Regions from separate parts of the Mus musculus genome. Here all the other regions are linked to region 2. Evidence: chromatin loops called from intact Hi-C (ENCODE). Cell type or tissue: left cerebral cortex. All regions are shown on one strand. Links, peaks and the distances in the headings refer to the core of each region. The heading gives the core; the rest is flanking DNA.

Region 1 (7,791 bases), core at 2,977-5,476, 290 kb before region 2:
TTCCTAGACATTACCCTCACCCCCACACCTGACAACTGCAGAATTCCATTCATTCTCCTGGTACTCTGGGCCATTATGTCTCTCCTCACACCTGATCCTACCCCCATTCCCATCCCCCTATGCTCCCCCACCTAGTTCCCTCCCTCTCTCCCCCTCTGTCTCCTATGGCCATCCCCCTGCCCCCCAAGTGTGATTGAAGCATCCTTACTTCGGCCTTCCTTCTGCTTAACTTCTTTGTGTCTGTGGGATATATCACGGGTATTCTGTACTTTTTGGCTGATATCCACTTATCAGTGAGTACATACCATTCATATACTTTTGTGCCTGGGTTACCTCACTCAGGATGATATTTTCTAGCCTCCATCCATTTGCCTGCAAAATTCATGATGTCCTCATTTTAATAGCTGTATAGTATTTCATTGTGTAAATGAACCACATTTTCTGTATACATTTTCCAGTTGAGGGACATCTAGGTTGCTTCCAGTTCCTGGCTATTATAAATAAGACTGCTATGAACATGGTGGAGTATGTGTCCTTGTGATTTGGTGGAGCATCTTTTGGGTATATGCCCAAGAGTGGTATACCTGAGTCTTCAGGGAGAACTACTTACAATATTCTGATTGGATTTTGTGATGGCTTGTATATTCTTGGACCAGGGAGTGGCACCATTTGGAGGTGTGGCCTTGTTGGAATAGGTGTGACCTGGTTGGAGTAGGTGTGTCCCTGTGGGTGTGGGCTTAAGACTTTCACCCCAGTTACCTGAAAGTCAGTCTTCCACTAGCAGCCTTTGGATGAAGACATAGAACTCTCAGCTCTTCCTGCAACATGACAGCCTGGATGCTGCAATACTCCCACCTTGATGATAATGGACTGAACCTCTGAACCTGTAAGCTAGCCCCAGTTAAATGTTGTTTTTTATAAGACTTGCCTTGGTCATGGTATCTGTTCACAGCAGTAAAACCCTAACTAAGACAGATTTCCAAAGTGGTTATACCAATTTGCAGTCCTATCAAAAATGGATGAGTATTCCTCTTTCTCCACATCCTTGCCAGCATGTTCTGTACTTTGAGTTTTTGATCTTAGCCATTCTGTTTGGTGTAAGGTGGAATCTCAGTGTCATTTTGGCTTGCATTTCCCTGATAACTACGAATGTTGCTTTATCTTATTATATTTTATTTTGTTATTTATTTTAAAGTGAATATTAAATGAATGAATGAATGAATGAAAACCTAGCCATTAGGGTAAAGGTTAACAATTGACCTATCACTTATACCTACTGGGAGAGGGGAAAATCCATTTTCTCCAATGGAGTGACACTGGGTATATCAAATACTCCAGGATAGGCCCCATTCTCAGTAGTTGATCTACATATAATGGACTTTGAGATTTTGTGTGTATGTTTTTATTTGGTTATAGTTTGGTGGGTCTTTTTGTTTTATATTGAATGTTGTTTTATTTTGTTTCATTGCTTTTGGGGGTCATGTTATATTGGGGTCTTGCTTGGTTTTCTTTTTAGGAAGGATTTAAAGATGAGTGGGTAGGGAGGGGAGTGATCTGGAAGGACTGAGGTGGAGAAGAATATGATTAAAATATATTTAAATTAATAAAATGTTTTAAATAATAAAATATAATAAAAAAGTAAAGAAGGAAAAATAAAGGAAGGAAGAGAGAAAGAGAAAGGAAGAAAGAAAGAAAGAAAGAAGAAAAGAAAGAAAGGAAGGAAGGAAGAAGGAAAGAAAGAAAGAAAGAAAGAAGGAAAGAAAGAAAGAAAGAAAGAAAGAAAGAAAGAAAGAAAGAAAGAAAGAAAGAAAGAAAGAAAGAAAGAAAGAAAGAAAGCTGAGCAAGCCACAAGGAGCAAGCCAGCAGCAATGTTTCTCCATGGTCCTTGTTCAAGTTCCTGCCTGGAGTTCCTGTCCTACTTGTCTCAGTGATGGAGGGAGTGTGAACTGTGAGCTGTAAGATGAGTCGACCCCTTTCCTCCCTAGGCTGCTTTTGCTCATGATAATTATCCCAGCAATAGAAAGCTAGTTCTGACACTCGCTAGCTAGGGAACATCAGCATTCTCCTGACAGCTCCCAGCTTCCTTCTTCACCTTGAGATCATTCTAGCTTCATCTGATTATGTGAGAATTCCATGAGATTTTATAAACCCATACCTGGCCACAGACTGTGCGCTTTGGAGCTGCAGGCCTCCTCATAGGCTTGGAGCTTATGAGAAATGCAGTTTCAGGCCCCAACTTTGCCCTGTGTGGTCTGAACCTGCATCTTCATAAGCCCTCCATGTCTGAAGTGCATGTGTCACTGTAACAAAAGACACATTGTAAGTAGAGAGAAATTTCTTGGACACACAGTGACTCGTTGCCTAGCTCATTCCAGGTAAGGCTAGCCATGGCTTTAGTGCCACAGCAGACACTCCACGCTTAACTCCCTGGATCCTCTTAGGAAGACCCTACTCTCTCAAATTCCAGGCTCGCGAACAGCAGGTAATTTTCTATTTCAAGCCAGAAGGAACAACCCTACCCACACACAAGTTTGAAGAATACAGTGAGGTACCAATCACAGAAACCTCACATTCAAAATGGACTTGCCACCCAGTTCAGCCCGAGAAGAGAGAAAAGATTTCGACAGATGCAGATTCAGTTCCGTGTCCGTATCAGGCCCTTCCTTGCCCAGCCTCTATGAGAGCTTAGGTTCAGTCCCCAGGGTTTCTGACCTCCTCATTTGCTTGCTTGATCTGCTCATTGCTTCTGCTTCCTACTCATGCTGAGGTTCTACTTGCCCCTTTGCGGGCAGGACAGGAGTAAGAAAAAGCATAAGAACAAAGACCCCACAGGGTCTAGACTTTCAGCGAGGGAAGAAAAGAAATCAGCAAGGAGAATGCCTTGTGCGCAGGGACGAGAGAGCTGCTGCTTCCTGTCAGAACAAATGGTGCCGCTGAGTTCCCACCACAGAAGTCAGCCCCCTCAATGTTCTGGCATGTGATTCTTTGGGAACAAAAGTGCCGTTTTGGAGTCATTAGCATTTGTAGCTATTTTATTGTATGAAAGAAATAAAACAGAATCCTTCCTGCGTGTTCTAATGAACAAAACACAGAAGCAACTTCAGCGAAGCTGGGGGTGGGGGTGGGGCAGCACTGCCTATTTATGAACAGGAAAAATGAAAGAATAACTAGGTAGGAAACCTAAGTAAGAAGATTTATGTGCTGATAAATAAAAATTCTGGAGGATCCTAGTAAGCCCATCATTCCCTTGTGAAGAAGCGCATAAGGACATAGACGCAAGGCTACTTTGGTCACAGAACTTGCTCTTTGACCAATCTTCCATGTGATATACAGAGTTTGATTTCATTTCATTAGACTTCATAGACCAGGATCGCTTTCTTTCCTTGGGCCTGAAGAAGGCTGAGAAAATCATAAACAAGCCATCATCCTAAATACCAGCCGCCAGATTTATACCATCCATTGTAGTGGAAATCAATATAGTGGGGTTCGTTTGACAGCTGAAAGTTCAGGGATAGGAAGTAATTTATCCAAGGTTGCGGCCAGTCCAAGCTGGAGGTAGGCTGAACGTCTGATCCCCTTGTGCAGCCTTTTGATATAAAACATGAACATAAAAATTGAAAGTTCTTATCTGGTAGATGTAAAACTTTTCTGTCTTGGCTTTGTTAATAAGGTACCCTCCCCCAAATATTAAGCAGTGAAGTCTCCTGAATATACCACCAAGGTTGTTATGCCAATGGATGCAGAAGCAACTTTGGGGAAAACGGATTTCAGTCTCACCCCACTTGTGAGAATTGGGTTTCCAGTCTAAGTCAGAGCAGAGAGCCCCTTTGGGTAATCCCACATGTCAAGTCTCTATTGAATATGAACTTTGAGATACTTGCTTATTCCCTTCCAGATATGTCAAATTTCAACAAAATAGGGGTAAAATCAAGTGCTAATTACCTGTAAAAAGGAAAGTGAAGTTAGGAGCTGGGGCTGGGAAGAAAGGGTCAAGAGAAAACTTTGTAGAATGAAGGTAAAAAATCTATTTTCATAGGAGTTTGGGTTAAGATTGTGTGATAAGCACCATCAAAATGTATTAGATATTAAATAGTTATCTAAGATTTGTATGTTTCATTATATGTGAATTTTAGCTTAAATACAATCCAATATAATAGAAGAATAACCAAGAAAATATTTAGGGCATAATAGAATTAATAATTAAAATAGTAAAGTTGAATTTTTAATCATCTTTAGCAGCCACAGTACATAAACATCTTCAATAACTTCTGCAAAGAAATGAAGTTTCCAGAAGCCAAAATGTGTATGGAAAGTAGAGGACATATGTTCTTGGCAATTGTCACAGTTGGCACTGCCAGAAAACCAGGTCTTTGCCCTTGAATGAAAAAGGCTTCCTTCAGCAGTCAAGCATTATAGGCTGGCTGCGTGTATGGAGCGTGGGAGAGATGCCAACGTATAGGAACTCTGCAATTTATTTCTGAAGAGACTCCTGCAGAGCAGTCGAAATTTGGCATCTAAGGATCGCTAATGTGTTCTTCCAAACAAATGTGGAAATAGGTCCAGAAGTGAGCACGGAGGAAGAAAAGCTCCACTTCAGCCTAAGATAAAGTGGGACTTGATGGTTTATGGGAAAAATTACCAAAGCATGCAGACAAATAAGAAATCTCAGCTCAGTGTGGTGCCACGTGCATATAATCTCAGCACTTGGGAGCTGTAGGCCAGATCAGGAGTTCAAGGTCCTTCTAAGCCATTTAACTGGCTTAAGGTCAGTTTAGGAGACATGATAACGCGTCTCAAGCTAAAAGAAGAAGAAGAAGAAGAAGAAGAAGAAGAAGAAGAAGAAGAAGAAGAAGAAGAAGAAGAAGAAGAAGAAGAAGAAGAAGAAGAAATTCCACTGACATTGAGTCATTTGGGGATTTTCTTTACTCTTCTGTTCCCACTTTCAATATTAGCCTGCATGTGCCCCCTAAATGTGCATGTCTTAGAATTTTAATTCCTCAATATGTCAGCTTTGACAAGTGGGATCCATGGTCTCATGAATAGAGCAACGCCTTTCTTGAATGGACAGGTTAGCTATCACTGGTATTCAAGATGTTCAATTCTTCTTTCTTTCTTTTTACATCTCACTTAACTTTCCAACTTCTGCCATGAGTTGAAGCCCTGCAAATGCCTTAGCAGCAGCCACCAAAAATGCTGGCACTATGTTCTTGGAAGGCCTTGTCTTTTAAACCATGATCTGAAATCAACCTATGCCCTTTGTAACTTACTCAATCTCAGACACTCTGTTATAGCTGTAGAAAATGAACATGACCTACACCCCTAGCTATTTAAATGGTTTGAACTATTCCAAGCACAGGGAAAAAAAAGCAACTAATAAAACAAGAGCACATTTGTGATCCAAGATTCTTTTTGTAAGATTGAAAATGTGTTCATTTTTGTGGCTAGACATATTAGTAATTAAATAGTTCAAGTGAATCTGTAGATTTTGCTGGTGTGTTTATGTTCATATAAAATTTGCTCTTTCAACACTTTCCTTCATCTCTCTGTTATGTATTCTTGGATGTGTACTTCTTTGGGGTTGATGAAAATGCTTTGAAATTAAGGGTGTGATGGTTAATTTCAATAGGCAACTTGATGCGATCCAGAATAACTTGGAGAGAGAGATGAACTTCTATGTATGCCTGTAGGGGATTTTCTTGATTAGGTTGATGGACATGGGAAGAACTTCCCACTATTGTTGGAACAATTTTGTGAACTGGGACAATTTTGTGGACTGCAACCATTTTGTGGACTGAGATTCTAAATTGTATTTTCAAAAGGAGAAAAAGTGTGGCTGCAAAGCTGGTTCAGTCATTAATTGTATTTACTTCTTGCTCTTGTAGAGGACCTGGGTTCGATTCCCAGAACTCATGTCTGACAGCTCACAACCACCTGTGTAACTCCAGGTCCAGGAGATTGGAAATGTTCTTCTGGCCTCTGTGGGCTCCTGCACATATATAGCATACACTTACAAAGATGCCTACACATACATAAACATAAAAAATTTTTAAAAATATTTTTAAAGATGAGAAAGTGAGCAGAGCATCAGCATTCATTGTTCTCTGCATGTAGAAAGACCAGATGTAGAGAGACCATGTTCCTCAAGATTTTGCTACTGTCACGTCCAGGCCATGATGGACCATGAGTTGGAACTTCAAGCCAAAAGAAACCCTTTCTCCATTAAGTTTCTTTTCTCAGAGTATTTTATTCCAGAAACAACTGAAACTGGGGGTATAGCTGCACAACACTGTAGATAAACTAAGGTCTGTGAAGTCTGTAGGTAAAAGGCTTAAAAGGTTAAAAGGTTAGGGTTGAGGGTTAGCTCAGCCAGTAAAATGCTTATTGTCCAAGCACAAGGACTTGAGTTTGAGCCAGACAATCCGTGAAAAGGCTGGGGGTGGTGGCTACATGCTTGTGGTGCTATTGCACCCAGGAAGGAACATCATCCAAGATCAGCCTCTGGCCCGGACATCAACAAGCACACACAAGCACTTGCACACACATGTACCTGCTCACACACATGAACACACATCTACACAATCCTTAAAAGCTGGACTTTATAATATGTGAATTACAACTTACAGTTTTTAAAGAAAAGTTTCCAGCCAGGAAACGAGTGCTTGACTAGCCAAGCCTTCTGGTCTTTGCTTGGATTTTTTGACTCTCAGCAGTATTTGTTCTGGTGTGTTGGTACTTATGGTTCAAATAATGGCAGCTTTCTCTGAGGTATCCACAGTCCTTGTGATGCCTCATAAAGTGTGTATCTGTCTCCATGCATCAAACACAGAAATCCCATGAGCTTGTGTTACTTGCTAAGGTTGGAGCATCATCTTTACATTGCACAGAGTAGGAACTTATGGTCTTCTAAAGGCTTTCCACCTGAAGCATCATTCTGTTTGTTTTGTCCTTTTGGCCTCTTTCCTAGATGCTCTATCTTAACTATTTCAACGTGTAACCTTTTTGAAATTGTAAACAAGACACACATACACACTCACATATACACTCACACACACATACAATATAACAAAAATCACATTCATGATTTGGTTTTGTCTGATTTTGTTCTTTTTATGTTGTGTTGTCTTGTTCTGTTTTGTTTTGCTTTGTTTTGTTTTAAGATAGGTTTTCTTTCCACAGTCCTGGCTGTCCTGGAACTCACAGAGATCTGCCTACCTCTTCCTCCCAAGTGCTGGGAGTAAACACTTGAGGCACCACACTCACCTTGTCTGGTTTTGCTGAGTTTGTTTGTTTGTTTGTTTGTTTGTTTGTTTCAGTTGTTCTCAAATGGTGAATGGGAGTATTTTGTGCTTCCCAGGGGACATTCAGCAATGTCTAGAGATTATTTGGATGGTAAGACTTGAACAAAGCCAGAGATCTCTAGTGGGCAAAGACTAGAGACTCCAGTAAACAATGAGCTGTATACAAGACAAGTCCCTCAACCCACCAGGAATTTGTGTGTTAGCACAATATGTTGATAGGGTGAGGCTGAGCAACTCAGGATTAGAGTATTATTGACATTAGAGGAGCAGAAAAATCTCAAGAAAAAAAAACACTTAACAAACAAAAGTGTATTTCATACAAGTTCCAAGTTTTATGTGACAAAAGCTTCTTCAAAAATGAAGACCATTAGAGTGATGGAAAACTGATTGCTTTTAATGATTAGGGTTAGTGAAGAATGAAAAATTGTATGGAAATATGGTTGGGTAGAGGGTCTTTACCTAAGGGCAGTGGGCTGAGTACACTGAGTGGGGA
Region 2 (7,791 bases), core at 2,437-4,936:
CCTTGTCCTCGCTGCTCTGAGTCACCAGCGACACAGAGAAAGCTGTGTTCCTTCCTACATGGGAATCATGGGAGGCTGGGCTCTTCCCCCCACTAGATCTGCCCTTTCACACACTGACATGGGTTGTATGTGCACGGCTAGCTTTCACTGAAGGACTGAAAATGACAACTCAGAGTAGCTTCAACTGGGGGCCTACAGAAAAGTGTTCTAATACTCTGAGTAAGGCACTAAGACTAAAGAAACGATTTTAGTCATAGTTTCATCAGATATGGGAAAAATGGTCAGCCTATTAGTTATGTGAAATTGCTCTGGCTCTAAGAGTGACTGAATCCAAACTGGAAGAGTAGTACAATTAGAGTACTACCTTGAGCAAATTGACCCTCTGTGCCTTCACTGCCCCATTTTCAATCAGGGACAATAATGGTACTTTCTTCATAGTGTAATTGCCAAGTACAAATGAGTACAGAATGCTGTGCCCAAGGTTTGGCATATAGAACACCCTTCATAAATGTTAGAACTGTTAGCCAAGATTCGTGTCCTTTCCCTTAAGACAGAGCTCATTCTCAAAAGACAACATATCTCATTTATTCTCGTTCCCGGATCTATATTTAAGTATATTTATGTAATATACACACTCATTTAGAAACATCTATACGTACACTTACATGACACACAGGACGATGACTTGAGAGGAGGAGAGGGTTCATCAAGGAGAGGAGAAGCTGGGAAAGCCAATGAGCTTGGGAGCAGTGATTGCTGAGTGAGATCAAGGTACAAACAGGTCTACAAAACGTTCAAAAGTAAGACATTACAATCTAAGTTACCTTGAAAACCTTTAGGAGCCCATTAATGGAAATAAAGAGGCTTGGAGACATAAATCAGCATATAGTTACATGCATGAGTGCATGCGAATGCGAATGCGCATACACACATACACTCACATCCTAAAGATAAACAAAAATTCCCAGAAACAGAGAACTCTCAGTTCACCAGGGGAAAACTGCCTCTGCCTTGGTTCTCCCACCCACAGGGGAAAGGGTATCATAAACTAGTTCTCTAGTCTCATTCTTTTGCGGACAGTAATAGAGAGTGGCAGGAACCACGTTCCTTACAAACCAAGCATGAAAGGCCAAACCCAGCACTGGAATCAGATGCCTTTCTTACCTTGAACCAGAAGAGCCTTTCAGGCGAGACATTCTAGTTTCTGTAAATGAAAGGGAAAAAAATTTTTTTCTTCCTTTGTCTGCAACAAAAGGGAAGCAGTGGTTATTTCAATGATATCCATTCAGCACATGCTAGTTGGGCAACTATAATATGTAAATTCTGGACACTAAGTAGAAATCAAAGAAATGTAAGTCTGCTCTTATTGACGATTGTGATACAAACAAGGAGGGAAGTGTTGAAAGGAGCAAAGATTAAAATGCAGCTCTCGGGGTGGTGGGTGGAGGGGGTAAACTCGGCAGTTAAGATAAAGAGAACACTGGCTGCTCCTGAGGAGGACCCAAGTTCGACTCCCTGCAAAGCGTGCACATGCTGATGCACATCTGTAACTCCAGTCCTGGGGAGTGTAATACCTTCTTCTGGCCTCTGTGGGCACTGCATGAACATGCTGCAGGCAAAACACTCAGAGGCAGAAAAGAAAATAATCAATAATTTTTTAGAAGGAGTTGAAGAGAGAGCTGGTAGATGACTCAGTTGTTAAAGCACTTGCCTCGCAAGCATGCCGACCTGAATTCAGACCCCAAGAGCCCTTGTAAAAAACTGGGCATGGTGGTCCTTACCTGTAAGCCCAACAATGACAAGATGACAAGCAGATCCTTGGAGCACACTGGCCAGCTAACCTAGTCGGCTTGATGAAGTTCTAGAACAGTGAGATAGCTGATCTTCAACAAAAGGCAGAAGGCACCTAACGCCTAATGTACCTTTGAAATTATTTTCTGACCTCCAGCTTCATACACATATGCACATGCGCACTTGCATACACATGGGAGAAAAGATGTTTGAGTTAAGCCTCATTCGTGTGAACAATCCATTCAGAGCCCAATGTTCATTTTAGCTTTGGTTTTCAAATCCCACTTAGCCTGTTATGGCACAGCCTTTTCCCTGACTTGCTTCTTCAGTGTCCAGGTACCTGCTTAGATCTATGTAGCACACACATATAGCCGCAATACAACAACCATTCTGTCTCGCAACTGCTCCTAAGAGCCTCCATGTCACCAGCTACCAGCCAGGATCAGAACAAGTTTGTAGCAAGAGCTTTGAGGGAAGGGATAGTATTGTTTTTAAGTAAACTTTTTAAGGATAGAGATCAAAAGGACCGTCTTCTCATAGGACCTGGCCACCACTCCTGCATATTGTATCCACGTTAACAGATGATATCACTACTTAAAAAAAATAGAGACTGGTAGGCAGTTCAAGAGAAGAAAATGGTGACAGATGACAGTTCCCATATGTTGTCTCTCCAAATCAAAGAAAGAGTTTAAGATGATTGATGGTAAATGTATGCCCTGCCCTGGCTGAGAGCCCTCACACTAACCCTGTAGGCTGAAAGACATAAAAGCTGAAATTCACCCTCTGCTCACTTCCAGGGGGTGAGTCACCAACAGCCTTCCTCACGTTTCTCTGGGCGGAAAGCAGGAGACTTTCCAAACAAGGCTGGGGTTTTGCCGTTTCCTTGGCTCCCTTCACACATAGCCCAGCCATGACCACATGCAGTGACAGGCAGGAACCCATTGCCTTATTTGGGAATGCTGTGGCCCTCTTCGTAGGAGGACCAGAGAAGAGTGAAAAGTCCACATCGAAACCACAATAGCTGACAAAAATAAAGGGAACTCGATCAAGGAAGAGGACAGTTTATCGAGAACAAATATAGAAAACTGTCTGATTTCCCGAATTAGATATTTCCAGGCCCATGGCTTTTTATAGGTCCTTGAGGAAAATACCTAGACTCTTCCATTTTCCTGCAATGATGTCTCCCACTTGCCTTCTAGCGGTACTGCTGGTTGTCTGCAGTTAGCAGTTACTGCTAAGCCAGCTGTTTTTACAAAGGATATTATGTGGGTTTTATTCACCCATAATCCTCTGGGCTAGTACTTCACAAGCCTTGCTCCAGCATGTGCTGTGTGACATTCATTGTGTACCGCTGACAGCAGGGACCCTGTCGGTTCCACCCCACCCCCAACAAAAAAGTAGTGGTGCGGTGAGAAAGAAGAGTAAGCATGTCTGAGCAAGACAGTTTCCCATTAGGAGGGCAGAACTGAAGCAGAACCCTGCTGATCTCCACCGTGCAGGCGAGGCCTCCGCAGAGAGGCCGGGCTGCTCACCCTAGACGAAATGCCTAAAGCTGTAGAGAGACAATCCAGGGATCCTGTACCCTGCAGAGCTCAAGGTGGCTCCCCGCAACCCTTTATTTTTTTTTACGCTGGTTTTCTCCAAATCTAAGGTAGCCCAGTGCTGACAACGAGAAGCAAAGTGAAGCCAGGAGGCTCTGGAAGTCTTGGGTGTGTCGTCTCGTGCTGGAATGTGTGTCCATTGTCAGCTCCAGGATCCCAGAAAAACAAAACAAAATCTCTCCTCCGAGGGACGAGCCTGGTAATTCACTGGTAGAGGGAAGAGCGCCCTCTGCTGTCGCTTGAGATTTTCTGGTTTTGATTTCAAAGACAGCCGTCACACTTCATGTAGAACAGATTTAGGACATATTGTCTGCACTAAATAAGAAAGACACCCTGGGTGTAGACTGTATTAACCAGGTTGTGTTCTGTGTCGTGTGAGAGAGGCCTGAGGGATGACTGGGGAGTCACTTGAAGGCCATTTCATGTGGCTGCTGAGAGAACCATAGGAGAGGTTCTGCAAGGTGTCCATGTCCAAGACTAGAGATTGAACGATTGTTGAGAAACAGCGTTTTCTTTCAGTGGGACTGTGGCCTAGCCAGAACCTCCATTAAATTTCCCTATCTTTTCCCCAGGAAGGCACTCTGAGTACATACCTCAATTTGTTTCTTTGGGAAAGAAAATATGCTTTCCTCATTTATTTCCTCATAAAACCAAATGGCTTAGCTTAGAAATGCTTTATGAAGATAAGAATTAAAGATAAGCACATGTGACCCACTGTTATGAAAAATCCGTTATGTAACTCAATATGCTACCTTAGGGACATGTATGAGTTTGACCCAGACATTCACTTGCCTTAGGAGCTAATTCCAAATGCAATTTGCAACTCACACTTAAATCATAGTTATAATTAATGATTGGGTGATGGAAATGGCCACATAATAAAAGGCCATAAGTGACATGGTTTTAATCCCTTGGTGTTGAGGGTTGGTCTGGTGCTGCTATGTATTCAGATGCTTAATTCTCTACCCCAAGATCTGGTTGCCCCAAGACAAAGTCAAAGACACCAGCTTTTGGTATACAAACCTTGCTCCCCAATTTAAAACTTGGTTAAATAAAAATGTCTACAACCAATTACTGAGGAGAATAGAGAAAGGTGGAGTTTGAGTTACTGGGCTGGGGGTCACAGATAAGGACCACAAAGAGGAGGGGAGAGGAGAGGAGAGGAGAGGAGAGGAGAGGAGAGGAGAGGAGAGGAGAGGAGAGGAGAGGAGAGGAGAGGAGAGGAGAGGAGAGGAGAGAAGAGAAGAGAAGAGAAGAGAAGAGAAGAGAAGAGAAGAGAAGAGAAGAGAAGAGAAGAGAAGAGAAGAGAAGAGGAGGGAATGAATGTCACCAGAAGACTTCCTAGAAAGGGCTAGGTTGTAGACACTTGAACTATACTGGTAGTCATGGGCAAGACAAGGAAGAAGTAACTCTGAAAGACCCTACAGAAGAAGTGATATGGCAATCCAGTGGGACGGTGAGAGGTCAAGCAGAAGGCAAAATCACGGTCTCAGTGCCACATTTATGCTACTGTAACCAAATTCCTTACCCTAATATAGATTCGCTTACTGCTAATAAAACAAACTGCAGTGTTGAACCTTCAATTTTGAAATAGTCAAGAAGGGTTTCCTCTGAAATCCCCTTCTGGTTGTCTGTTTCCCTCTCTTCCCTTTATGTGCCATCATAATTAGCATGCACATGCATGTGATCACTGCTCTGGGGTAGTGGTTCTGAACACGAGGCAATTTTGCTCCTCAGAGGACCCTGTCTGTGATGTTTAACTTCTCCTAGGGAAATGGGGACAAGTATATATTCATCTCAGGGCACCAGTGACAGACCAAGGGAACAATTCCATCCAAGAATCTAGCATGGTAAACTAATATGTTGACTAGGGTTAATTACAGGTGCAGGGATGACTCAAAGACAAATCTGTCATCAAAAATCACATTCCAGTATAGACAATGAATCAAGAAAGCTACATCCCTGGAGATCCATGCAGGCAGCTATACCCAACCCTACCCCAGCAACTGCCCCCTGCTTTTATAACTTTGGAGAATGGCCGTGTGAATTTTCTAACTTTTCATGCTTGGTAAGTTTTATGAGCTTCCTGAGCCTTGTAAATTTCCTTAGGTTCCCCAGTCTCTGGAGTCTCCTTCACCTACCTGGGAGTGAAGGTTTCAATTTGGCTATTCTACTATGTGTAAACTATTTTGTGTCTGTGCCAAGACCCAATTGTCAAATAAGTACTGTGAATGAGAACCCTTGATCAAACCAACCATATCTACAAAGTCGAGAAGGAAGAACCATTCTGGGAGAACTTTTCATAAAGCAGATCAGGGATTCTCGATTGGAGATTATTTTTGCCTGTCAAGCAATGAATGGAGATGGTTTTCCTTGTCCCAGTCCAGGAAACAAATTGTTGCTGGCATTTAATAGTTGCAGGCTAAGGAGGATACTACGCATCTTACAATATACCAGTGGTCCTAAATAGTGACAGTGCCAAGATGGAGAAATCCTGTCCCAAGATCACTTGTGCTAAAGCCACAGGAGTCCCCATTGGTGTTTTCACGCTCTCTTTTAACTGTGCACTTTGGATCCTGCACTTCAGAACTGTCTTTCTGCTTCCAAGCTAGTTTTGAATGTCTAGACGTTACACAGCTCTAACACAGAAACAAGGGTCTGAGAAGGACGTTTGGCACAAAACCCAGCCCTAAAGCAGATTCACACCAGAGAGCAGGCCAGTTGGCCGACAAGGTTGAGCCAGGACAGGCAGTAAGGACCGAGACAAACCATAGTCACAATTCAAAATGACACTCAGCACCAACGGCCCTGCCAAAGACACTCTGTCCTGCCAAGCACAGGGACAAGGTGGCTGAGTATGTGGGGCGGTAAAGACTTTTACTGTAAAGTCAGACTGTTTCTGAAAAGTCATATGATGGGATGGGCAGTTTCAGTGAGCAAGGTGAGGCTTAAAGAAGAGGCTCATTCCTGGAGCAGGGCCCATGACAAGGGAAAGCTGGGACCCTGACTAGAGCTCACACCTCACCTTTAAACCCATATATTATTCCATTGGCACCCAGGGAGATATGTGAAATTGTGGCATTTTGGCAGGGCCAAGAACTGTGAAGTATCTGAGAGCCAATCCATCTCACAAACTCAAGGCTTTCTCTGAAATGGTGTCATGGATAGGTTTGTGAGATTGTTAAACCAAAGGTTTCATTCTTCTTTTTGAAATTCTCTCACGTTCATTTATTGATGAGGGAGTGCATTGTTGGAGCATGAGTGTGGGAGTCAGGAGTCAGTTCTCTTCTTCTACCATGTCCTAGGGCTAGAACTTAGTTTGCCAGTCTTGGTGGCAAGCACCATCATCCCCTGAGCCATCTTCCCAGCCAGTTTCATTATGCTTGGGGTCATAGCAGTTTAAGTGTCAGGTTCACATCAGATACTGTTTGCTTCTAACGTTCCACAGATGCTACCCAGAGCGGCCCAGATAGATGCTGCACAAGTGATACAGTTGTAGCATGACTGAGAAATTTTCCATTTGGGGGAAACCTTGATCGTTTACACTGAGCGAGCAATAAGCAGACATGCCTGCTTTCGGGCTCAGCGGGAAATGATGTCTTTATTATACGGGGCAAGAGATATTGTTCTGGTGATGGATGCTGTCTCTGTCTTTCAAACAATGCTATATAAACATCTCCTATTTTTAAAAATTAAGTCTGGGACTGGAGAGATAGCAGTTAAGAACACTGGCTATTCTGCCAAAGGAACTGGGTTAAAGTCCTAGCACACACACACACACACACACAGAGAGAGAGAGAGAGAGAGAGAGAGAGACAGAGAGAGAGAGAGAGAGACAGAGAGAGAGAGACAGAGACAGAGAGAGAGAGAGAGAGAGAGAGAGAGAGAGAGAGAGAGAGCAGTTTACAACCACTTGTATCTCCAGGCTCAGGGCATCTGGCACCTTCTTCTGGCCTCTGAGGGCACCAGGCATGTACATGGTATACAGGTGTACATGCAAGTAAAACACAAAACATAAAATAAAATGACTTTTTAAGTCATTTTAAGGAATGCCTCCAGTTTTTAAATTGACAAAACAAAACTAGAGAGACCCATGGTGAATCAATCATGTTTACTCTCTCAAACAATAAGTAAATATGCCTCTCCAAAACCAGTAGAGAGCAAACACTGAATGGCTGGTTATTTTGTTTGATTTCAGCTCTGTATGTTCACCTTACAAAGATAAGCATTTTCTCTTAGTTGATGAACATGGTAGTGAAGGTCAGTAAAGATGACTGTTCTGAGAGTCCTGCACAGACTGAAGATTTCTGATCACTCTAAAGGCCCCTGCTGCCGGTTCTGAGTCTCCAGCTCTTCTTCCTTCCCATCCAGGATGAGTAGAGCAGGCCAAACGTGTAAA
Region 3 (7,791 bases), core at 2,848-5,347, 310 kb before region 2:
GAGCTCTGGGATACTGGTTAGTTCATAATGTTGTTGCACCTACAGGGTTGCAGATCTCTTTAGCTCCTTGGTTACTTTCTCTAGCTCCTCCATTGGAGGCCCTGTGATCCATCCAATAACTGACTGTGAGCATCCACTTATGTGTTTGCTAGGCCCCGGCCTAGTCTCACAAGAGACAGCTATATCAGGGTCCTTTCAGCAAACGCTTGCTAGTGTATACAATGGTGTCATCGTTTGGAGGCTAATTATGGGATGGATCCCTGGGTATGGCAGTCTCTAGATCGTCCATCCTTTTAGAACTAATAGATTCTTGTCATTTCTCCTGTTTTGTCATGGGGGTTCAATGGACTACTGCTTCCTAGGGACTATGTAGCATCCAAGAAACCTAATTTTTTTAGAGGATGGCAAATCTCCTTGTCGAAAAGGTTGGGGAGAACAAGGGACATAATCTAGGTAGTTGAGTTCTTGCTTATGCAGGAAGCCTTGAGGTAAACCATCAGCGTCTCATAAACCAGGTGTGATGCTGCACTTTTGCAATCCTAGCATTCAAGAAGTAGAAGCCAAGGGATCTTAATTGTGGATAACATACATTACTTTTGCAATTTTTAAGAAAAGCATATGACCATGTGGACACATTATCTTGGAAGGGGACCAGGTATGCTTTGAAACCCTTGTGCCTCATTAGCTACCTGAGCAACTTATTGATGGCAAGAATAGGTCTTTGTGATATGTTCTTCTAGAACCTCATCTGTTCTCTATGGCAAAATCCACCTATGTTCTTATGTACACACATTTTAAGAGTGAGTCTCATGTACATCAGAATGACCTTGAACTCCCTGAGTTACTGAGAATGGTTTTGAACTTCTGATCCTCCTGCCTGAGTGCTACCAACTGAGCTCCACAGCCAGGTCCATACATGAACTTTTCTTGCATATTCACACACTCTTCGCCTCCCCCACCCTTCCAGTCAGGACAGCTGTGCTAGAACCATGACATAAAGTTTTAGAAAAACAAAAGCAATCATTTATCAGTAAGTTATTTTTCCCAAACAAAGCAAACAGTTTGCTTTTCAAGTTGACAAAAAATGTGTTTGGCCACTTCCCTGAAGTTACTACTTTCCCAGAGAAGTTTAAATGAAATAGAACTATCTCTGTGCTACAAAATTTATTAAAATATTCTGAGTTATTATGAAAAGAATAAAATGTTAAAACAAAATAACAACAAACATCAAAAGCCCAAGGCATTGTGCCACATTCCTGTGATCCTAACACCCAGGAAGCAGAAACAGGATTGTCATAAATTCTTGGCCAGCCTGGTCTACATAGTGAGTTCTAGGCTAGTGTGGGATAGATTTCAAAATCAACAAGAAAGTTGGTTTACCTAAACAGGCCTTATCTTATTTTTTCTTAAATAACCATCTTTGTAATTTTGAATCTCAGCCATTCTTTTAAAATTAATCTAGAAAGGCTTTATAGTTGAATGTTGATTTATTAGTAATTCTTATTCCTTTCACCAGTGGTCAAAATAATTTGAGTACAAGTTATTGAGCCAGACATACATATATATGAAACATGAGTACTCAGGAGTTTGAGTTTGAGAATTGCTTGTACTACATAATAAGATCCTATATCAAAAATAACAACCAAAAGACTCTGTTACCATTGGCAGATAAAGCCCAAGATTTGTAAAAATTCTGTCTATAAATACATTGAGAAAAAAAATCCAAATCTTTTAGGATTCATACAGCCTAAATTGACTTTGAACATGTTGTGTAGCTGAGGCTAACCTTGGATTTCCTATCCTCTTACCTCTACCTCCAAAGGTCTGTGGACACAGGTGTGTGTCACCAAGCTTGGCTATTCCAGTTTGTTTTTTAAGAGTGTGTGTGTGCACAGACATATGCATACATGTACCATGATTGAGTGTGTTGTAGAGGTCAGAGGACAACTTGTGTAAATCAGATCTCTCCTTCCAGCATAGGGGTCCCAATTGATCTCTGTCTCTGACTCTCTGTCTCTCTATTTGTGTGTATGTCTTTTATACATATTCTAGCTAAACATTTCCTTTTCAAAACAACATGATGATCATTGCTATTTGTGCTGCAACAGGGGAATTCCCAGTATTCTAAAAATAATTTCACTTGTATGGAGTTTAGTTACCACTGCACAAACAGTAGGGTTTCACGACATATCCATTTTGAAATAAAAATCCTTGATACATACCTGTTTCTCACTTCTCAATGTTGTTTTCTGTGTGCCTCATTTATTGATGTCTTCCTGAAGGACTTCTACCTCAACCATAAATTATTGTAGCCCTGATATAATTCATGCCCTTAAGAGGCAGAAGCAGGTGATCTCTGAGTTCAAGGCCAGCCTCATCTACAGAGTGAGTTCAAGGACAGCCAGAACTACACAGAGAAATCCTGTTTCAAAAAACAAACAAACAAACAAACAAAAAAGGAAGGAAGGATAGAAGGAAGGAAGATAGGAAGGAAGGAATGAAGAAAGAAAGAAAGAAAGAAAGAAAGAAAGAAAGAAAGAAAGAAAGAAAGAAAGAAAGAAAGGAAGGAAGGAAGGAAGGAAGGAAGGAAGGAAGGAAGGAAGGAAGGAAGAAAGAAAGAAAGAAAGAAAGAAAGAAAGAAAGAAAGAAAGAAAGAAAGAAAGAAGGAAGGAAGGATTGGATGCATCCTAGCTTTGCTGGATGCCTCTTCAACCAAAATCCTAAATCTAGGATGAAGATTAGAGGTAAACTCATTACATGTGCTTGCTTTTTTTGGAAAATTGTCGTAGGAAAGGATTTTCCTTTCCTTAGTTTGACCATTACAAGAATTGTCTAAAGGTTATCTAAGTTCCAAGTCCTTCTGTATTGCCACCTTACTTTTCACCCCACCGTCTGACAATCATTCTATGACTCACACTGATACCTTTGTACTGCCTTCAGTATGGTGTTCAAACTCGAAATGGTCAAACGTCACCTAACATTCTGTGGCCTCCTACCCTTGTCACATACACTCTGCTAAATGTGACTGAGAGACTTAGGATTTCTTGTCACATACACTCTGCTAAATGTGACTGAGAGACTTAGTATTTCTTGAAATGGGTCCCTCCAATCCCCCGAGCTTTCAGATAATAACCCTAAAGTGTCCACCTCTTTGCTTTATTTATTTATTTATTTATTTATTTATTTATTTATTTATTTTGGTTTTTCGAGACAGGGTTTCTCTGTATAGTCTTGGCTGTCCTGAAACTCACTCTGTAGACCAGGCTGGCCTCAAACTCAGAAATCCGCCTGCCTCTGCCTCTGCCTCTGCCTCCCGAGTGCTGGGATTAAAGGCGTGCGCCACCACACCCGGCCACCTCTTTGCTTTTACCCTCTGAAATAACTTTTCTTTTCCTTCCTTCCTTCCTTCCTTCCTTCCTTCCTTCCTTCCTTCCTTCCTTCCTTCCTTCCTTCCTTTCTCTCTCTCTCTCTCTCTCTCTCTCTCTCTCTCTCTCTCTCTCTCTCTCTCTCTCTCTCCTTCCTTCCTTCCTTCCTTCCTTTCTTTTTTTCTTTCCTTCCCTCTTTCTTTCTTACTAAGAGTGTAATGCAGGGTGGCCTCAAACTTGTGATCCTCCTCTTCCTTCTGCCTCCAGCAAATGCTACCATTGTACAAGAAACTTGTTTTGGTTTGTTTTGGTTTTCTTCAAGACACTTCTAGAGTTTAGTCTTTTTGGAAAGTTGATGCCTGCCTGCAGCTTCTCTTTACACCCTGCTGTCCAGTGAGCTTCCTGGATGTTTTCCTGGTACCTTATAAAGAACCTTCTGCATTCACTTCCTGTTCTCCAGTTGATTGTGAGCTGTTCAGGAGAAAAACTTTTTCTAGGGAGGTGATTCGGTTCATCAGAAAGTCAGTTCACCACTTAAATGAACATTTTAAAATACAGTAACTTTTAGTTGTTGTTGATTTAAAGCAAAATATAAACGTGCTTTTATGTGCATTTTTGTCTCTTGGTTGTAATTTGGCTCCAAGATCAGTTGCTACATTTCTAATGATGTCAGAGTATGAAAATCATTCTGTCATCTGGTAAGAGGAAAATCAGGGCTAATGTTAGGATACTTATACAAATGAAACCCTGTTGCATTCTTTTTTCTTGTTTTTCATCTTTAAAAAAATCTTCTATTGTCTTGGTGTGCTTTGTTACTACAAGATTGAAAGGGAATTCTACTTCTTTGAGTGGATGGTGTTAATATAATTCTGGGAAAGAAAACGTGGTCACAAAAAGCACTGGAAATGATCTCACCAACCTGTTATCCATATGACCTGTATTCTGGGCTCTGTTCCAGGAATGGAAATAAGTTTGCTTTGTTCCAGGCACATTCCCTCAGTAGGGACTCTTTGTCAGCTCTTTTGGTCCATGTCTCCCACAGGGCTTAGCCCACAGTGACTCTGTTGGTATTACTCTACTGCCAGACTCACCCAGTGATCATGAGACAGGCTTCAGCTGTTCCTATCTCTAGCTGTTGATAAGAGACTAATCTTTTCTGGCTCTCAGTTTTCTCTTTAATAAAAAGCAGACTATAGGCATGGAAATTTCATTATTCAGCCAGTGTCTGTGTCTTACATGTAGTAATTCTGTACTATTTCATATATATGCCATTTATCACCAATCAGATGTCCCAGTCTTCATGGTACTTTCACACCTAGAAAGCTTTTTTAGGTCATCCTAAGAGACTGGGTTTGTTGTCTTCCACCCAGACCTCCATCTATAGCAGGCTCCTAAGGCTCTGGCAACAAAGGACCACAAACTATGTGGCTTAAAAGAATGGAAATCTCTTCCCTCAACATGCTAAAGACAAAATTCTACAGTCTGGAAATTGACAGGGTCACATTTCCTCTAAGACCAAGGGTAAAATCTTTCTTCTCCAAATATCTTTTAGTGATGACCAGAAATCCTCAGCATTTCTTGGTTTGCAGGTATCCCCACTCTCCCCAACCCCCAAATATCTGTCTCTGGCTTTTCATGACACCTACCTCCTCTTATTTTATTTATTTTTCTCTTTCTGTGTATGATAGTGTCTTATGTGCCCCAGATTGATTTCAAATACACTACATGGCAGAGGATAACCTTGAATTCCTGATCATACTTCTTCCAACACCCCAAATTATATGCCTGCTACATATTTTTATTTTTAAATAAGCATACTGTTTATATTATGTTAGGACTTGTCATAATCTTGACTTGGTCATATTTACCCTACTTCTAAATGAGGTCACATTCATGCACAGTGAAGGTAGAATATTAAACCTTCTGGGGATATCTTTTCAAAGATCATATCTAATCATTAACAACATTGAGTGGAGAACTTTTCATCCCAAATTATTGGGCGGGTTGGAAAGAGATGAACTTTGGGGACTGCTGAGCAGCAGAGAGCAACCTCATTCAAGATCAGATCGCTGCCTGAGCTCCTCCACATTCATTCAATTACTGGTTAATGTAAGGATAGAAGATTAGGTTCCCTGACCATTCTAGATACCTCTGGAGGGCATTTCTAACAGCATACTTCCCAGTGCAGTGAGTGAAGTCTACTCTGTGCTTAGGCTGTAATTTCACTTCCATCTTCTAGTCCTGTCTCCATCCTCTACTTTTCAAAGTTGGTGTTTTTCCAGGAATGGCCTTGTCTTAATCTGTTTTAGAGGACAATTCTTGGAGTTCTTACAAAGATTGAGGGTCTTGCTGCAATGTTTTATTCATCACAATTGTCCTTTCCTGGGCATGTAGTACTCAAGAAATTCTAATTGGTTGACTGTTTGGGTGACTTCTCTGAGAAAAGTGTGCAGTTCATTTCCATAGTTGCCTGTAATGCAAATGAGCCGGAGCATGCATGTACCTATAATCAACCACACACCCAAATAGACTCTCCACTATTTAACATAAGCTAGCTGTCAGCATTACCGCCAAAAATATCCTCTGTAGTGTCATGTGGCATAGAAGTCAGCGTCTCTTAGTGTCTGATAATAAGACTAGTCTCTTACCATGAATCCAGGGATAAACAAGCCACAACAATCTGGACATCTATGATTAAGGAACTGAAAACATTTTTCAACTCAGGAGACCAGTAGCATCGAGTCAAACAAGGGCATTGGAAACATATCGGAAGTTTCAAATGAGTTCATTGAAATGGAGGCTAAAGGAAGAGCGACCATGTCTTAAGCACTGAAATTTAGAGCCGGGTGTTTTTGTCTATGTGGCACAAGCTTGTTCATGGAGGACATGGAAAGATCGGCGATACTAGCCATTAGTGCCAGAAGACTCTTTGCTTTAGTTCCTTGCTCCCTCAGAGAGCACATTAACACCTGACATGAAAATTACAATCTACTTATCAGGAATGGTGATGACTGTTAAGTGGAAGAAACGTGTATTAGTTTACTGTGAGTTTGGTGCATGTTAGCATGGGTTATCTGTGAGTACTACATACTATAATCATGATAATTACTTAAAGTGAAGGTAAACAAAGATGATTTTGCTAAGTATCTAAAAAGCTTTCCTGAACAGCTGAAATTTTCAGGAATGTTCTTTTTGAGACAGGGCTATACTATGTAGCCCAGGAGAGTCCTTGAACTTGTTTAAACTCAAACCTTTTTTTACATAAAGTTTAAAAAATATAAGTAAAAAGGAAAAAAAAATCTCTAAAGGAGGGTAGGAGTGAATGAAGTCATTTTTATCATGATGTGATATGTGCCATTAAAAAACTTGTTTAGTTTGAGATGAAAAAAAATGAGGAAGAATGTCAAATCATTAGGTTTAACAGAGTATGTCCTTATTCAAGGCACGAGTTGTTTGTGGGCACTCATAAACATAATGAAAAGGCCCCTACCATTTGAATGAATCGTGTGCAGAGTCTGGTATAGGAAGATAAATGGAAGTTCATTGGAGTGCTACAAATGCTGCCATGGTGAATGATCGATGATAGCCTTGCATTTGGCTTCAAAGAAGTGCATTTATTAAACATGTGGCAAACAAAAGTAAGAAACAGATAGCAAGCAGCAGATGTATAGATGCAGAGACACCATCAAGTTGGCCACCTGAACAACAGCCAACAGCAATGACTGCAGTAGCTGAACTGAGAAAGCCAAGTAAAGGCAGCATCAGCAAATCAGGTGATAACAACATCTAGCAGCTCCAATAAGATGGATGGGTAGTTAACACAGTGAATGGCCACTCCTCGAACAATTATGTACACAACCACCACAAACAGTAGGAAAGAGCTGCTAAAATATTTTGAAGAAATGGGCTTTTTTATGGTTTTTGTCTTTTCTTGAATAGTAAGTGAATAGAGAAGGCTATTCAAGTCTGTGGGCAGTGCAGTTCTCAACAATGTGAACTAGGTATGAACGAGGGAAACCAAGGGAATACACTTCCCATTGAGATGGGTGATGACTTGGAGTGGTGATGTACTTCTTTGCTTTTTTAAAATCTCCAACTTCTCTATATTGGGCATTGTATTTCTTTAATATCACTTTCAAAGACATTGCTGATGATTAAAAAAAAATGATGTAGTGCTTGGTCCCAGAATAAGTTTAATGAATCTCAGCCATCCATACTTTGTTTTATGTATTTTTATTAAATTATTTTATTTATTCACATTCTAAATATTGCCCTTTTGCCGATCCCCACCTCCCAGAGTTCTTCACCACATTCCCCTTCCCCTTTGCCTCTGAGAGAGTGCTCCTCCACCTCCCTTATTGCTAATGTTTTATGTTTTGATGGTACTTTAAAATAATATTTGTATTTATTATTTGAAATTTTCTTT
Region 4 (7,791 bases), core at 2,039-4,538, 440 kb before region 2:
TATTTCTTAATATCAGCCAAGCCTACATCTTTGAATGAAAATATTCAAAGTTAATGTGTTGTCTGATAGATCAACAAAATCGGCTACACTAATTTGTGGCCATATTAAGTTCGCTTTATTTTTGTTAGTAAAGGATCATTGGAATTTAGGGCTGATAGTGGCCATGCAGTGCTCTTAAATGATGGTGAGACGCTCCATACCTGGGATTTTAGATCTAAGCGGAAAACTTGTCAGAGATGGATGGAGAGTACTTTCTGGAGAGAAATGAGCCCTTTGGCAGAGCCACTGATTTTTATAGTGACATCAGTCCAGAAGTCATTCAAAGGAAGTTTGAAAAAGCACGTTGTCCAAAATTTCTCTACGCTCTTCCAACCCACACATATTGAAGTCAGAGTCTGTGACGAGGTGGACCAGTAAAGTTTCTGTGAGAAGGTGCATGCATGCTTGTACTTCGTTACTGTGAAAAAGAGAAAGAGAGAAAGAGAGAGAGAGAGAGAGAGAGAGAGAGAGAGAGAGAGAGAGAGAAAGAAAGAAAGAAAGAAAGAAAGAAAGAAAGAAAGAAAGAAAGAAAGAAAGAAAGAAAGAAAGGAAGGAAGGAAGAAAGGAAGGAAGAAAGAAAGAAAAACGTGTTAGCTGAACTTGGAGGTCATGTGGTCCGTAAGGTGAAGCCAACCAGGCTCTGTTTTTTGTAGCGTGTTAACTATTGTTTGTGTTTCCACTGGTGATAATAATAGCTAGCCACTTCCCCAGGGATAGTTGGGGCTCAATTCCTGTTTATTCAAACCCTGGAAGCCAGGCCGTGAAAGGCATGCACAAATGGTTGAAAGGGAAGTACAGCTTTGGCTTAGGTGCACAGATCTCTCACTGACAGCAATCTAATGAGGCTTTGGGTTGCTCATGAACTAAACCTGGGGTTAATAGCCTTCATCCTTACTGAGCTTGTGCACTGGTTGTGTGAAGGACTTATGATGTGTTCACAGGGGAAAGAATGGCTGTGGGACAGATAGCAAACGATTACATGGGCCTGAAACAAACACCGGTGTTTTAGAACACTTGGCGGAAACTGAAGCTGCAAATCATCTTATCAGCTCAGGCCTAGAGGGGCCAACTGAAGCTTCATCGAACACATCCTTTTACAAGCTCCGAGCTTTCAATGGGCCTTTGAAAACCAGTCAAGCTGGAGCTGGCTTTTCAGAGGTTGCCGGCTGCTCAGTTTACAACAGTACAAATTGGCAGCTCCGCAAGAAAGAAACAGAAATCCAATCCGTGCCTGGGATTGAAAGCTCCAGAGGCTCAAATGTCAGCTACACTGGAGTATGGCTTCTCCTCTAATTATGTCCGGTCAAATAAGGGTTGAAAATGTCAGCCCTAGACCTGAGACTCAGGCCACTCCAGCCACCAATGACACTGGGCTGGGGTCCAGTTGAAATAATGAAGAATGAATTTGAAAAGCCCTTCAGTTGATTTCAAGACTTCCTGGGACTGCAGCATTTGAACCACAATGTTCTTCTTTTGAGGCAAAGGTGGGAGCCAATCATGAGAGAGGTTTCGTGGCTTGTACTGTCTATATTTGGCTATATTGTTGCTTCATTCAACTACACTTATGGTATGAGTGCTTGAAAAGCAGGACTTCCGGAAGGGTTTTTAATGCCTCCTTTTTACAAAGGAGCCTTATCTTTATGCATATGGAGCTGCTTGGGAACATATCTTGTGGCTTTCAAACGAAGGGAGCCAGTGTACAAAATTTGCTTAAGAAAACAAAAACAGACTTCAATTGTAGCCCCTGACTTCACACTATTTAAGTGAAAAAAAATATAGAAAACAAAAGTTAGTCCTTCCTATATCATTCTAACCAGAAGCAGATCTATGAAACTTGTGGGTGTTGAAGAATACATAATGCTGCATTCATTATTGCATTTTACATGTGTTATCAGATTTATAGATCACTTTTCAGGATGTCAAGGAAATAAATGCATCAGGCTCACCCTTCTTTGTACATTTTGAGACAGGGTCTTCATTCTGTAGCTTGGACTAGCTTAGAATTTACTATGGAGCACAGGATGGCATGGGGATTCTAGACTATCCTCCTAACTCAGCCTCTCCAGGGCTGGGATGACAGGGCTGAGGCACCACGCCTGTGTTTGAAGTGTTGCCTGAGGAAGATGATTGAATCTTGTAGGGAATCCACAGACGTGACGAACTTCACTAGAGTTTTAAATGACTACTGTTTATCCTATATTGCCTAACTTCATTCCCACCACAATCCCAGAAAAGAGACTCTATTCTTCTATTTTGCAGATGAAAACTCAAGGCAGGAGGATGTGTTCCAACCTCCCCTTAATGAGTTATATGAAGAGAGCAGTTGATGGGAGGAAAGACATTTTCTTTAATGTCTGGAAAATGTCATTGGAAAGGTGTCTACTCTGCTGAGATATTTCCTTGAGTTTTCTACCTTCTGGGCACCCAACTAAAAAAATACCAACCTCCACCAATTCTTGGGGATCCAAGGGAAAAAACTGACAGGTGTCCTTTTGTGTGAGATCTGAGGCCTGTTGAGTTCCTAATGACTTCAAGAGAACAGATCTGGAAGAGTCTTTCCGATAGGAGCTTGGGACCCCTAGCAAGGCCATTCACTTAGGATTCTCCCAGACTTAGGATATTCAAATTTAGAAGCCATCTTAATGGGATGGATAACAAAGTGTCCAGATCAGAGACCCCCAAATATAGTCTTTTCTATTTGCATACGTGGAGAAACCCCAAGAAGAGGAGTACAAAACAGCCTAGCGCCTAGGAACTACAATGGGCCTTCATCAGTCAGTAAAGCAGTGAGGTTCATGAGTGAATTATTAGCTCTCTACAGGATGTTTGGAGGCAATTTTAGTTGCCACAGTTGGGGTGGAGAGGTAACGATTATACTAGGTTTGACTGAGTGGAAACCAAGGATGCCACTAAATATCCTATAATGAACAGCATAGCCCCCAGCACAAAGAAGGATGTGGCCCCCAATCTGCCACCTCCTTCCCAGTGAGAAGCCTGCTTTTTTTTTTTTTTTCATTTGATGCACTGTGGCCACCACTCACAGGAAGCTCAGTCTGGGGCTTCTTCAAAGAGTCATTGTGCAAGCAGGAAGTCAGCAGCCCATGAAACTAGAAGGGGGATCAGAGAGCAGACAGAACCACACATATGGCTTTTAACCGACTGTATCTTTCTTCCTGACAGCAAAAGGTCAGTGTTTGCTTCTGTCGATAGGCATCAGGAACAAAGCAGGGGCTGGTCTTGTGTAATAGATCAAAACATGATATCCTAAGGTATCACTCTGTGAATGTTTCTTTATTGGGGGGGGGAGTCTTTGCAGATGTGATGAAATTAAACCCCCCATTGTGACAGAATGTCATGTAGCCAAGGATAACTCTGAACTATCGATCCTCCTATCTCTACTTTCTGAATGCTGGGATTACAAACATGTCTAAACACACATGCAGTATATTCTGAGGCTCCAAGCCATGCCTTCGCATGCATTAGGAGGCACTCTACCAAATGAGCTCTAACCCCAGCTCTGAAGTTAAAGATCGTAAGACAATTTTTTTCCTGCAATATTTAGGAGGGCCTGAAATACTTAGTGTTGCTCCTTATAAGAAGGAGGAAGAAACTGAGCAGTGGTAGCAGACACCTCTAATCCCAGACTCCAGACACCGGCAGGGAGATCTTTGAGTTCAAAGCTAGCCTGGTCTATAGAGTGAGTTCCCGGACAGCCAGGGCTACACAGAGAAATCTGGTCTCAAAAAGACCACCTAACCAACCAATAATCAAATAAATAAAATGCATTTTTTTATATAAAGGAAGAAGAGGGAGCTTGAGAACATGGGTAACAGAGACAGCGATGTACAGCAGCGGAACTTCGAGGCAGCCGCAAGCTAATGAAAGAGGGCCCTAGAATCTGGAAAAAACCAAGGCACAGATGTTCTCTTAGAGCTTCCTGGTTACACATGGGCCAAGCCACACTGTGATTTGGTCCCAGAGATATTGATCTCAAAATCCTTGTTCCTAGAACTGGGAAAGAATAATCTTCCATTGCATAGAAATCATTAGTCAGTGGTCATTTGTTACAGCAGCCCCAGGAGGCTAATTTGCCTTGATAATTTACCCTAGAGGCCCCAATTGATCCGTCGCCATTGAAGGGCAAACACTTTGCTGCAGACATGTCCAGAGAAAGGTAATGGAAAATTCCTTTGTTTTGCCCTAAATATGTGGCACCTGACTCCTCTCTGCCTCTATCCATCAACAGTGCCCACTGACTGACTATCCAGCCAATCATATGGCATTGCTATTATGTGGTTCAAAGCTCTAGAGTCTCCTATCCGATTTGACCTGGAGTACTACTGCACAGATGTGCATGCACACACGCACCCATCTGCTATTAGACTGTGGAGTCGTTCTCTTTTTCTCATTTACTGATTTAATTAGTTTTGAGGCAGAATCTCATGTACCCTAAAGTAGCTGAGGATAACCTTGAACTTCTGTAGCTTGTGCCACCACTTACTAAGTGCTGGGACTACGTAAAAATTGTCTGTACTGCTGTATTTGGTTTTATGTAGTACTGGGGGTAAAATTCGGGGCTTTGTACATGCTACATTGACTGAGCCCCAGTCCTAGTCCCAATTGTGCACTCAACATTGTTTTAATAAGGAAAACTTGTGGGAATCTGTTCTTTTTTAAAATTTTTATTTATTTTATATGTTTGAGTGCACTGTCTTCAGACACACCAGATGAGGATGCCGCATCTCATTATAGGTGGTTGCGAGCCACCATGTGGCTGCTGAGAATTGAACTCAGGACCTCTGGAAGAGCAGTCAGTGCTCTTATCCACTAAGCCATCTTTCCAACCCTACTCTTAACATTTTAAAAAACACTTATGTGTGTTGCATGCACATACACATGTGTCATGGTGCTCACGTGGAGGTTGGAGACAACCTTGAGGGCCAGTCCTTGTCTTCCTCCTTGTTTGAGACAGCGTCTCTTTATCACTGTCTAGTCCAGATTACCTGGCCTGTGAGCTCCCAGGGAATTTTCCTGTGTCTGTCTCTTATAACGATGTAGATGCACTGGGATTACAGATGTGCACTCCCAAACCTGGCTTTCTATGTGGATCCCAGTGCATGTTCCCAAGCCCTTTGCCCATAGAGCCACCAATGTAGTCCTCAGTTGCATTTCCTGTGCCACGTACAGCTGAGCAAAGCAGCAATCTTGAACGCTGGAAGGACATGGAACATAAAGAACTGAACAGACACATGTCCATAAGAAGCACATGCTTAATATCCCTTTGTACCAGGCTGTATCTTTTAAGCTGCTCTTTTCCTGGTGCTGGGGCAGTGCTGACACTGACAGAATCTCTGAAAGCAAATATTTGAAGAGGAACCTTTGCTTAGTGACGAGGTCCCAGTTGACATGAAAACTGCAGGCAGCGAGAAGTATGTGGATTATGTGGGCTGAGGGGCAGGCAGAGGGATCTGAAGAAGCTTCATCTCCCGCCAAGGGACAGCTCTGTTACAGCCCAGACACAAAGTGAGCAGCCCTCCAACTCTCCCAGCTGCCAGCTCCCTTCAAACCTGAATTCCTGCCTGCCAGCTGCTCCCCTCTGGAGTGCCACCGAATTCTAGAAATTCCAAGCAGCTTTGTGAAAGCAACCAGAGAAGGGGAAGGTATTTTAAGGAGTGTAGTAGTGTTGTCACCGCTCTAAGGAACAAGGAATGCCCATGCTAGTCTATCCACAAGGTGGACTTGACAGCAGCCATAATTGTGCGAGCAACAATTCTTTATGCACAAAAGCTCATTCCATATCATTCTGGCTTTTTGACGAGGTTATTCGATCTTACCATTTCTTCTCTTGAAAAATGGATCTTTTCCTGTGCGGTACATTTTACTCCTTCCTGAAGGCATCTTGCTTCTGTGAGACATGTTCCAATCCTTTCTTACAGGATTTGAAGGTATGACGCTGGAGGGGAGGAGGCAGGATCTAGGTGCCTCCAGACTTAACGCACTCGTGATTGAATTTCCCTAAATTTCTCACACTCACCTTTGTTCCTTTCTTCCCACCCAGGGAAAGAGTTGGCCAAATCCAGGTGACAGCAAATAGTCTAGCTGAGTCAGCAAATGGGTTTGCTGTTCCATTCTAGAAAGTCAGTAGCAATAGGGTAATTCAGTATCTTTCTCTTTCTATTTGTTTTTAAACATTTATTTTTCCATTATTTCCCTGCTGGGTAAATAGTTATTTTTATAAAAACAACAAAATTCATGCTACTTGATCTTTTTTTGGTGCTGCTCTGGCTGGGCATGGAATTCAGGGTCTCACATGTGCCAAGCACTCAACATACCACGTAGTTAACACAGCCCCTCCTCTGCCATTTGAGAGCTTGTTGAATGGCATCAATACGTTTATTACTAGACTGTCACAATTTTCTGCTCATTTACTTTTTACTCTAAAGACATGTGGGGTTGCTGAAGAAATGAGCATGGAGTCCAGCAAAGGTTTCCTTCCTTCCTTCCTTCCTTCCTTCCTTCCTTCCTTCCTTCCTTCCTTCCTTCCTTCCTTCCTCCCTCCCTCCCTCCCTCCCTCCCTCCCTCCCTCCCTCCCTCCCTCCCTCCCTCTCTCCCTCTTTCTTTCTTTCTTTCTTTCTTTCTTTCTTTCTTTCTTTCTTTCTTTCTTTCTTTCTTTCTTTCTTTCTTTCTTAGTACTTTTCTCAAGTACCCAAGCTGATCTAGAACTCAATAGGCCAACGATGACGTCGAACTTCTGATCTTACTGCCTCTGTCTCCCAAGTGATGGAATTACCTGTACATATCAGCAAGCTCAGCTTATGTGATATTGGGAATAGAATCCAGGGCTTTGTTTTTGCTAGGCAAGCACTCCAATGACTGAGCTGCAGCCCAGACTGAGGTTCCTTTATTCTCAAGTTAGATGTATCTGCCACTGGAACCTGTGCTCAGAGGCCTCCACAGTTCTGGCTTCTTTCCCTAGGTTATTTGTTTATGGAACCATCCTTATTACTGTAGTCACACTAACACAATTAAGTCTTCATTTCACAATGGTGAGCAAATCAGTACAAATACCTTTTGTGTAGATAGAATCATAATTTTTATTTATTGTTAATGACCTATTTAATGATGTATAATCCATCTTTTTATGTGTACCATTCGATGTATGAGGTCAGAGCTCCAAACATAGTTTGTAAGTTTCACTACAATTAAGACACTGATGATTTATATTATCTCATAAACTTATACTTGGCTCTTTTGAAGTCAATCTCCTCCCACCAACTCCCAGTTCCTGGCAAGCACTGATCTGGTTTGGGCCCCTTTATCTCTCCTCTCCCTCTCCCTCTCCCTCTCTCCCTCTCCCTCTCTCCCTCTCCCTCTCTCCCTCTCCCTCTCCCCCTCTCCCTCTCCCTCTCCCTCTCCCTCTCCCTCTCCCTCTCCCTCTCCCTCTCCCTCTCCCTCTCCCTCTCCCCCTCCCCCTCCCCCTCCCCCTCCCCCTCTCCCTCTCCCTCTCCTCTCCTCTCCTCTCCTCTCCTCTCCTCTCCTCTCCTCTCTTCTCTTCTCTTCTCTTCTCTTCTCTTCTCTTCTCTTCTCTTCTCTTCTCTTCTTTTCTCTTTTCCTTTTTCTGTATGTCAAAATACATAGCCCAGGCTACCTTCTAACTTTTAGTCTTAACTCCTAAATGCTGGTTTCTTTTTTTTATAAGCAACGCCACCATACCCAGTGCTTTGTTGTTGTTGTTGTTGTTGTTGTTAAATA

What was found. Hi-C counts contacts between places; a loop is a spot of excess contacts. Peaks named below come from ENCODE experiments on the same cell type or tissue, not always from the same donor. Only the 100,000 strongest peaks of a DNase experiment are listed, where the experiment ranks them.
Region 1: a loop joins it to region 2, with 4 times the contacts of the local background. A loop is called at or near these places in 2 of 42 quality-filtered maps.
Region 3: it touches region 2 in a loop (3-fold over the local background); 3 of 42 quality-filtered maps call a loop at or near these places.
Region 4: a loop joins it to region 2, with 2.3 times the contacts of the local background. A loop is called at or near these places in 11 of 42 quality-filtered maps.

What each region holds. Positions count from the first base shown.
Region 1 is chrX:166,947,859-166,955,649 of GRCm38, reverse strand. No RefSeq gene overlaps it. Among named protein-coding and RNA genes, the nearest start is that of Gm30354, 67 kb to the right of the region's middle. In left cerebral cortex, for the core only: no CTCF peak of the experiment used is centred there; a DNase peak (open chromatin) is centred at 4,500.
Region 2 is chrX:166,656,857-166,664,647 of GRCm38, reverse strand. It overlaps Gm1720 (predicted gene 1720), which reads right to left and starts at 2,623. Exons shown (of 9, transcript NR_046015.1): 1 at 2,572-2,623; 2 at 1,782-1,861; 3 at 1,165-1,204; 4 at 666-783. In left cerebral cortex, for the core only: CTCF peaks have their summits at 2,997 and 3,612 (motif pointing left); DNase peaks (open chromatin) are centred at 2,714, 3,040 and 3,571; H3K4me3 peaks cover 380 bases; H3K27ac peaks cover 1,348 bases.
Region 3 is chrX:166,968,507-166,976,297 of GRCm38, reverse strand. No RefSeq gene overlaps it. Among named protein-coding and RNA genes, the nearest start is that of Gm30354, 88 kb to the right of the region's middle. In left cerebral cortex, for the core only: no CTCF peak of the experiment used is centred there; no DNase peak of the experiment used is centred there.
Region 4 is chrX:167,097,448-167,105,238 of GRCm38, reverse strand. It overlaps Gm15232 (predicted gene 15232), which reads left to right and starts at 3,133. Exons shown (of 4, transcript NR_168066.1): 1 at 3,133-3,225; 2 at 3,840-4,213. In left cerebral cortex, for the core only: no CTCF peak of the experiment used is centred there; a DNase peak (open chromatin) is centred at 3,133.